Linked DNA regions of Homo sapiens: region 1 is linked to region 2. A link is an interaction called in ENCODE POLR2A ChIA-PET data of the cell type or tissue named here. Cell type or tissue: MCF 10A. All regions are shown on one strand.

Region 1 (5,000 bases), 100 kb before region 2:
GGGAATCAAGTGGAAATTTCTTTTTCACATGGAAAGGGCTTAGCATAGCCTGGCACGTGCTGAGTGTTCAGTGCACACTGGTTATGATGATCACAGTTAGTGTCTCCATCTTTGGTCTGTTCAGCGCTACAGTGTTTGGGGGCCAGCTAGGCAGTGCTGCAGCTGCAGCTCTGTGTGTGTGTGTGTGTGTGTGTGTGTGTGTGTGTGTGTGTGTGTGGAGGGGGCTGTGAGATTGGCGGGCTCAGGAGAAGATGACTACTAGCTGTTGCCAAAGTTTCTTTTCTGCAAGGGAAAGCCACAAGTCACTGGCTCCAATGTGGACTTTTAAAAGGCCTTCCTTCCTTTCTCTCTTACTTCTGGGGAGCCCATGGATAGGAAATGGCACTAAACTGACTTCATCTCTGTACCCTGATGCCTCCATCGCCCTCAGAGTTTACGCCCTCGATGAATCACTTAGAGTGAACTGGGAGCTGTGTATGAGGTGACGTCACCCTGAGATAGAGCTCTGTGGTCACTGGGAGGTGGCTGTGTGCGTTATCTCCCTGTGGCATGCCAGGAGGCGTGTGTGTGTGCACGAGTGTGTGTGTGCATGCATGTGCATGTGTGTCTTTGTGTGTGTGCAAGTGTGTGTATGTGTGTGGATAAGGGAGAGGGAGGGAGGGAGCTGGGCTGTCTCCCCTTCCCCACAAGTGGACCCTGCAGCTCAGAGCCGGAGGTGTGAGCTGAGTTTGGCGTTTGTATGTTGCTTGAGTTGGAATTTGAACTCACAGGGGACAGGAAAGGATGCCTGTCCCCAGGACTGACTAACGACATCAGGCCTGGCTATTGAACTTCCTGCTCTGCAGATCCTGGGTTCTGGGAGGATGAGGAAAGGATGAGCGAAGGCTGGGGGATCTCTGGGGTGGGGGTGGACTCAGTGAGTGGAAAGAGTAAAGGTGTTGGGGGTGGACTCCCTGTCTGTGTGACCGCTGGCAAAGTCCTTGACCTCGGCCAGTCTGCGTTTCCTGATCCAGGCAGTGGGGACATGGTCCTTTCCCTCAGAGGGGTGGTGAGGATTCAATGAACTCCTTTAGGTAGAGCTTGCTCAGGAGCATCAGCTGTAACACCTGTCCTGGAAGGTTGCTAGGTGCCCTCACCCTTTGTTCTGTGCCCACCTCTCTCCACCCCCTCTTCAGCCCGGATCCAGACGAGGCCTGGGGAAAGTCTCCCAGAAAGCGCCCTGACCAGGGCGGTGCCAGCTGGGTTCCTGTTTGCCTAAACCCAAGCAGCAAGCTCTTCAAAGGAACCTAACAAACCGGACAGAGAGCTTTGTTTTTTTCCTCACAGCAAAGGAGACAGAAAAGTTTGCTGAGTAAGTCAGACACCATTAAACTCACAAAAAGGCTCTTTGTTCCGGCCTGAGAGGGGGTGAAAAAAATAAGCGAAGTGGTCGAAGGGCGTGTGTTTGCTTCCGTGTTCTTGGAGTGTTTGGGCAGGGCTCACCCAGCTCACTCTTCCTGCTCTCCCCCATCTCTGAGTCCTCTGCCCCTGGTGATCCCACCTGTTATATCAAAAAATTGCACCACGGCCCAGCCAGAAGGAACGGCTAAGGGCTGTTAGTCCAGCCAGAGTTTCACTTTTAAAATGATGCTACCTAGTACTTAAGTTAGACGCTCCCGCAGGGCTTTCCTGTGCTTTTTCTTGTTGGAAGTGATGTGACCGAGGCTCTTGCCAAAGGTCAGTTAGTTGCTGTCTGAGCTGGGCTTGGGACCAAGCCCCTCGTACCCAGCCTGTTGTCATTTACTGTCATCCCTAGTGCTAGCTGTGGAAAAGTCTGCTTGATTCTAACCCTTTTGTCTCTAGTACAGTGAGATCTATGCTAAGATTTGTTTGTCCTCATTAAATTATAAATTCTTCCAGGCAGGTCACTATGTGGCTGGTGCCCCCCTGCAGTTGTGCAGTGTGCAACCTGTCAGACTGAACATGGCAGCCCTGCTTCTGGGGTTAATACAATATTATTGATTCATTCTTCCAGCAGATGGAACAATGCCTGTGGGGGGCAATTATGCCTTTGCTTCTAAGACTCGTGCTTGTAATGCCCAAAATCCAGTGTCACTGAGCCCAGCTGTGCTGAGAGAAACCAGCAAGTGGGCCAAAAAGAAAAGGTCTCCTCCTCCCAGACACACTGGCTGCTGGAGAAAGCCTGTGTGTTCTTAGGTGGCTGGGCTAGGTGGGGGCAGGCTCATGGGCAGGGGAACCAGTCTCTTAGGTGGGCATTTCTGGGGGGCTCTCATGGGGTGGAACTAACCAGCCAGGCCCAGTTCTCTCCTTTGGCAGCCAGAGAGGGGAGAATGTCAGATGTTTGTGCCTTGACTCAGCAGGTGACGTTGTGAACATTTATGAGCTTTTCTTCCTTTGGGCTCATTTCTTTATCTGTTAAAAGCAGGCAGGGCAGTGCCCAGCCCGCACCTGCCCAGAAGGACAGACAAAACATAAAAGGGCGGGGTGATTGTGAAATATCACTGGGCATTGTTCATGTCAGAGCTCCTGGTGCAGTGCGATGCCCAGGACTTTGTGTGGGCAGGGCTGGTGCTGAAGTGCAGGAGAAGACTCAGCTCTGGCTGAGCAGGCGCTGACCCACACTGCTGCTCTGTAACTCACACCGTTAACAATGGAAAGCGTTGCCTTGTTGTCTGTTTTGTGCATCCATGTTTTCATTCCGATTTTTAGTCCACATCTCTGGAGGGCAGAAAATCTGTCTTATGCTTCTTTTTCCTTCAACTGCATCCTTGGGAGGGTGGTAGATAGAAGACAGACATTCTTTACACAGGTGAGGCCCGCAGGAAGAACCAGGGCCAGTCCTCATGGTCATCACACACCTGGAGAGGGAGGCTTCTGTGACTTTGTGTGTGGTGACAACGCTGTGCTGCTTGGTCTTCCGAATGGTTGGACAGCCTTTGGCATGTGCTCTAGGACGCCCAGAGCTGCAGGTTGGCCTTGACTCCTCTAGCCTTGCCAAGTCCCTCAGGTAGATCAGCCCACTGGTACCTTCAGCCGGCCGGCACCCTCCTGCCCAGGTGGGGCCATGCCTCTGTTGGCTGCACTGTCTTTCAGGAGGGTGTCCTTGGCTCTGGCATTCTGGGCTCCTAGAACAGAACTGCAATGGTTTTCCTCAGCCTGCGTTCCTGACTTCTGTCCAGCTTGTGGTCTGCCTTGTGGCTCCCTTCCCTGGGGACCGTCCCCTCTGTCCCCCACCAGGAGGGTCATGCCTGCCACACACTGCTCCTAACAACCCGCCCTGTGATGGCTCTGGCTGGTGACCCGCAGCTGCTGGCCAGGCTGGGCTGAACCCGGATGGCTGCGGATCAGCAGAGCACGCGCCCCACCGCGTTGGGCCTGCTCTCGGATATGCTGCTGGTGGACTGACTCATAACTAGCGCTTCCTCTCAACAAAAACAAACACCCAGGGAGAGACTCAAGGGCCCTCCTTGGCTAAACAATTCTTGAGATTGAGTTGGAAGGGAAAACCCATTACACAAAGGGCTTTGCAGGGGAAGAGGGGAGAAGGCGAGAAGCCAGAACAAACACAAGAAGGCCCAAGCCACCCAGGGACTGGGAGAGGGACTCCGGCTCAGGTGGGCGCGGCCATATCCACCTTTTTGGGACTGAGACACTGAGCACATTTGCTCACTGCTTTCCCTCCGACAGCTGTTAAAGCTGGTGCTTTGAACCCAGCCCTGGGCAGGGTCCTTGCTGGCTCCGGGAACCTCCATTCTTGCTGGGCTGACCCTTTGCACAGCGGGCTAGGGCAGCCCTGGGTGTGGGGCTCCAGCTCACAGACAGTGTGATCATGAAATGAGGAAAGTGTGGGCTTTGGAGTCTGTGAGACCTGGCTGCAAAGGCTGCTCTGCTGGCCCTAGCTTTATGGGCTCAGGCAAGTGACTTAACCTCGCAGAGTCTCAGTTTCTTTATCTGAGAAATGGGTGGTGATGCCTACTTGGGAGATTGCTGTGAGGATTAAAGATGACCTATGTACAGTGCTGGAACATAGGAGGCAGTTACTACCTAGCAGCTAATCTTACTTAATTAAATATCTTCCCCTCTCAAATAAACCTTCTGGGTCTAGCAAAGAAAGTTGAGTAAGATACAGGCCTTCTCCACTGGACACACACAGCTCCTTGGGGACCATCTGGTGGGATCTCATTCCCAGGCCCCAGGCCAGATGCTCATCAGCACCCAGTGAGGCCACAGCCAGCCCTGATTCCAGGTCACTGGCCCACCTCTGGTCATAGTGGCCTCTTCTGTCTTCTCATCATCCCACAGTTAGGCAGGACCTCCCATGAACCAATGGAAAAATGCCCAGTAGTACAGATGCCAGCATGCTGACCAGGGAACAGGCACAGGTCACCTTGGGCTCGGTGTGGAGCCATCAGCTGGCCAGGGGGACCTCACTGTCCTCCTGGTTGCAGAGGAAGGCACTGGGCTTGTGGGAAGAGTCTTAGAGAAAAACTTTGCAATGGGGCATGGCCACAGGACTGAGGGCCAAGCAAAGACTACTGATGAGAATTTCTGTGGGGGGAGAGTTTCATTTCAATGGAAGGAAGAACTTTTATCAGTAAGAACAAAAACTTCACTGTTGAAGAATAGATTCAAGGGCACCTTCACCTTCTTTGTCCCTCCTTGACTTGGCCACTGGTGGTAGTGTGTGTGCACATGTACGTGGGTGTGTGTGTGTTGTTCAGCTTAATAAATAACACATCAAAATCATGCAGTGCAGTCAAATTCATATGAGAAAAAAATTTGTTTGTTCTCAAGTTCTGTGAAAGTAGATATACCTGAACCAGCCAACCACTGACCTCCAACTACCAAGTTCTGCCAAAAGTTGTGACACTCAGAGGACAAACCAGTTAAGCAGTGTTTGTCAAAAAATATTCCCTGGACAAGACTTATTCCTGTCTGGGTGTGTCCACGTTACAAAAGCATGTCTACACCACATTGCTACATCGATCTTCAGAACGTCT
Region 2 (5,000 bases):
CCACCAAATGGAAGGCACCCATAGTTCCACTGCTAGGATTGTTTATTTTTTACTTTGGAGTCCTGGAAACACGTTATGGCAAATTCAAGAAGCTTAAAGAACAGATACGAATACTGGAACCTTACTCTCCTCAAAAAAAAAAAAAAAAATCCAAAAATCCATGGGAATAAACAAAAAAATGCCAACAAGCTTTACATGCTCAATGAATTTTCTGCTGCAGGGAACCTTTCACCAGGGCTAAAGTTCACTTGGAGGGAAAAAAAGTCCAACACTCTCTAACATAAGTTTATGTTGTCAATTTAGGTTAATTTTTAATCAGACTAGGTTAGCCAGGCAGTCACATACATTATTATAGGCAATCTGTCCACAGATCAGGGTATTAATTAATGTTAGTAATCCACTTGTAGTTAGATTTTATGCCTTAAAAATTTCTCGACATCTATAAACAGAAAATTGTTGAGAATAAGTTAAAGTATTTTTCAGGTTATGCCTTACAGCTAACTGCAACGACATGGAAAAATCCTGTTGAGAAGTCAGCATTCTGTAGAAAGGCTTTTTCTTCTAATGATGCCAGTTAGAGAACATATTTTAGGAGGGTCTCTTCTATAACCAATCATATCAAGACACTGAATAAAAAAAATAGTATGCACCTGGGTCTATTCCTTTGGGTTATAATAGTTAAATAATCTTCTCTTAAAATCTTTAGCAAAACTTTAAAATCAAAAGAAAATAAAAGTTATTTTTAAAAAGATAAAAACGAGTTATGATCACATGGGATGAATTCCTTTTCTAGAAATACTCAAATTATTTAGAGCTGTGTCACTAGATCTAAAACCGTGACAACATTCCTAGTGCTTGTAACTTAGAAATAAAGGTAAGGCAGAAACACAGCCCATGCTGATACTAAACAAAGGCCAGCTTCTATGGGCCCAACAGATGATAAGCTGCAGGATTCACACTAGTGACTGTGGATGACTGCTCTACTCAAAGGAAATACTTACACATTTTGAGAAAACCGACACATAGGCAAAGACCAAAACCAAGAACAAAAACCAAAGCCAAACCACACCAAATAAAAGTGTACTTCCTGAAGACGGCAGCTATTTTAACTACCAAAAGGTGTGTGTATGTGTACACATGACAAGCAACTTTGCTGGGGTATTCAGTAAGCTTTACATATTTAAAATGCACAATTAGATAAGTTTTGACGTGTGTATAGAGACGGAAACCACTACCACAATCAAGAGATACACAGTTAACTGAATGCAGGAACACTATTCCTAGCATATAAGTGACAATGTAGTATATATTAAAGTATATAGTATAAACAGAATATCACACAATGTTAAATCAAGATTACATAAAATGGCATAAAGTAATTTGATTTATATTGATAAATGTTCATAAAGACTAAAAAAAGACTCAGACAAAGCAAGGAGGGTAAAAATAATGAGTCACTGGTTTAAATATTCTAACATGCCTCTTTCCTTCTGAAGAAAAAAGTGGCATACAATGAACTCATCAGATGGAAGAAAAATGCACACCAGGTCAGACTAAACTTTAGTTGCAATTTGTTCACTAGCATTGATTTACAAGAACGGGATTCTTTTCCTCTTGCTCCATTAAGGTAGTTTCTAAGACTGGATGATATCAATTCAAGTTAAAAAAACAATTATATTAAGCATCAGAAATGTGACAAACGTAACCCGAGTAACATATACATTTAAAATCTTTTCCTTTTTTATAAAAGCTGTGTACACTCAAGCTATGCTATGTATAAACTATTTAAACTTAGACCACAGTCCCTAAACACATTTCAAGCTTGCACATAAATCAAGAACATACATTGTAATAATAAGATCAAAAGTTTAAAATTATACTGTTAATACCTTGTTAAAAATTTTAAAAGCTCCGTGGAGTTAGAAAACATTCCTTTTGCCTAACGTTTCTCTTAAAGTCTTACCTCTTGTTCTCTGAAGGACTGGTTATTGACATCTAGGACTCGTATGGTCCTTTTAATAGGTAGGAGACCTCCAGTCTCATCATGTGCCACCATGCTTCCCAAGTACTCCCTCAAACCTTTCCAATCAATCCACACCGAGTCAGCGCTGTAGCGACGCTATGCAGAGGCACACGGGCTTTTCTTCCCAGAGCTCGGCCACCCTCGGCAGCCACGTGCCCATGCCTCTCGCCGCGGTGGAGCAGAGGCTTCTGAGAGCCGCAGGCAGCAAGCACCGACCCCAGGGCTCGGGGGCGGGGCCACAGCCAACCGGGCCCTGGGGGCGGGGTCCACCACCACGTGACTTCAGTTAACTGAGAGCTGGGCACACCTAGGCCTCTCAGCTTTCGCCCAGGAGGAGAGTGAAGCTGGGTTCAAGTAGGACAGAAACTTCTCTTCCTGATTTAAAATGCATTCCCGAAGTAAAACAAATTGTTACGTTATCTACTCTGGTGCTTAGTCACAGACAGGCAGACTTTTCCCATAAAACCCTATTGCATGGGAATAAGTTCAGTATGGACAACTTGACAACTCAAATAAGGAAATAGAAATTCTTATTCGATAGGGCTGAATCAACATATATAATGAAGAAAAGCCTAATTTTCCAGGAAACCTGCTTTTATTTTACAGAAGTGCAAGCATATTCACAATTATAAAATAGATTATCTAAGTCTTTAAATAGTTCCCACTTTTTCTTAAGACTAGCAGGGTAAATACAGCAGGTGCACTTCTGTTACCTCTCTTCCAGAAGAAAATCTCCCATGAGGTTACGGGTAAACTGGGCTACTTCAGATTTCAAAATTCAGTATTTCTTAGAGGTAGATATTTTTTCTGGATCTTTTTAAAAACTTGATTATCTGTGTACTAGATATTTTATAACAAAGGTGATTTCTGTTCTCTATATTGTATACATAGTATGTAATTGTGTATATATTATATATAAGTGTATAATATAACAGGGTCCTTCTCTAGACTGAATTAACTGATCTTGATATAGCTCGAACAGGGTCAAAAGACTGCTTAAAAAGTCTTGCATTTTACAGGTGAAGAAATGAGGCTAACAGAGGTGAAGTGACAATAATGACAGTGACCAGTGACAGTCTCCAAATTTCTAGCCTAAGTCTTTTCCTCTATGGAACAACACTACTTTTGTTGGCTTGGCAGGCCTGCTGTGAAGCAGATTTCCTTTTAAACACAAAATTCGTTATTCTATTTGGAATGGTAAAATTTTACACTATAAACTACTATAATATGATGGTAGTATGTTGGAAAAATATTTCTAGTCTGAGGATTTATAGAATCAGATAAATCTATTATATAAAAGTCACTATTCTAGATACTTGGGTAATAAAAAAAAATAGGCTTCATATCTGCTAAAGAGACCATTGTGTAAAGGTAGGCCACATGAAGAGATAACAGAAGATAGCTTTTGCAAATTCAAAACTAAGGTGTGTAGCTAATAAGTGCTACAGGAGTTCTGGAAGAGAAACCACTTCAGGTAGTTTTCTAAGCTAAGACACGGCTGGGAACAATGCCAGGAAGAGGTTTAAGATGTTATGTCTGTGCGGCCTTGAATGTAATATTTTTCATAGATTTGAACAAGAGAAAATTTCAAGGAGGACAAGGGAGTGAGCCCACACTGAGATCACGGGCTGTGCGTAAAGATGGAACAGATGGATGTACTCAATAGGTGAGAGAGATAATGAGAGCTATGTTGTAATAAGATATATGTGACTGGTGTTTAAGATGGTTGAAAGATGACTGAAAACATCATGCAAAAATCACAGTCGGGCAACAAGAACTTTGCCTAAAGTAGGACCAGTAGGGAAGAAGGAAAAGGATATAAGCAAGAAGTCACAGACGCCTACAATTCTTTAAATAGGAGGGGTAACTGTTAGTGCAAATCAAGAAATAAGAAGGAACAAGCTTTGAAAGAAAATTCTAAGTTACATTTTAGATATACTGAGTGTGAGGCGGTGGAAGAACATGCAAATGAAAATATTCTGCTGGTAGTTGGAAATGTTGGACAAAAACCTGAAAGAGGCTGGAGGCTAGATTTAGACTGGAGAGTCAGATACAGAGATAAAAATCGAAGCTATGGGAGTGAATGAGATGACTGGGAGAGAAAATTTGGACAAAAAGAACATGGTCCAAGGATCTAACTTTGGAGGAAAGCCAAGGGAAGGAAAATTCTGCAAAAGGAATAGTTAGAAGGAAAGAAACAAAGCAAAAGCCAAGGGAAGAAAAAAATGTTAATTACAGCAAAGAGGTTAAGGAGGGTATGAAAAAAGCCACGGATTTAGTGATTACAAGTTTAATGAGGATCTCAAGTGTGCTATTTCAGTGGAGTAAAGACAGAGGCAAATTACAGGGGCTGAAGAGTGAATACAGAAGAATAGTGGGTGCAGACTATTTATAAAGACAAATAATCTATAAAAAGTAATTGCCTAAGGTTTGCAGGAGAGTTGCTACTTCTTGCAGGAAGGACCACCACTGCCCTTCTGTAGCTATGTGTGTTTTATACACGAGATGTGGTAATAATTCATCTTTCTGCTTTGAGTTTATTTTTTAAAGTAATGGAGATTGGCTCTGTTTCATCATCTACTCTATTGTCCAGTCTGTCCTGGGCAGTATGTGTGATGTGGTTGGCCTTAAGAGTGGATGACTGTAGAAGATATTTCCATATAGCATGAAAGTAGAAGCACCTGAGCGATTGTGGACTCCTAATTTTACTCTTAATTTTAAGAACAGTGATCTACCTACATTCTCAGAGCTAATATGAACAGCCTAGGCTAGACCCCAGCAGTCTGGTTCAGTTAGCTTCATCAGTTAAAATATGGCGTAAGTAAGGCCAATACTTTACGGCCACATAGTTTCTAAGGGAATAAAGGATTATGTGCAGTGGGAGTTAGGAAAGAAGCAGCTAGGAGTTCTCCTGGGATTCTTACCCGATGTCTTTCTTGAAACTGTTTTTCCACTTAGTTCCAACAGAAATGAGCCA

Evidence for each region. Peaks named below come from ENCODE experiments on the same cell type or tissue, not always from the same donor. Only the 100,000 strongest peaks of a DNase experiment are listed, where the experiment ranks them.
Region 1: POLR2A ChIA-PET joins it to region 2 with 24 read pairs; 19 of 35 experiments call an interaction of 5 or more read pairs at or near these places.

The regions. Positions count from the first base shown.
Region 1 is chr10:5,544,538-5,549,537 of GRCh38, reverse strand. No RefSeq gene overlaps it. Among named protein-coding and RNA genes, the nearest start is that of CALML3-AS1, 21 kb to the right of the region's middle. RefSeq lists an enhancer at 2,667-3,166. In MCF 10A, no CTCF peak of the experiment used is centred here; DNase peaks (open chromatin) are centred at 457, 2,457 and 3,457.
Region 2 is chr10:5,443,822-5,448,821 of GRCh38, reverse strand. All of the region lies in intron 3 of NET1 (neuroepithelial cell transforming 1), which reads right to left. Among named protein-coding and RNA genes, the nearest start is that of NET1, 34 kb to the right of the region's middle. RefSeq lists a silencer at 2,175-2,404. In MCF 10A, no CTCF peak of the experiment used is centred here; a DNase peak (open chromatin) is centred at 2,261.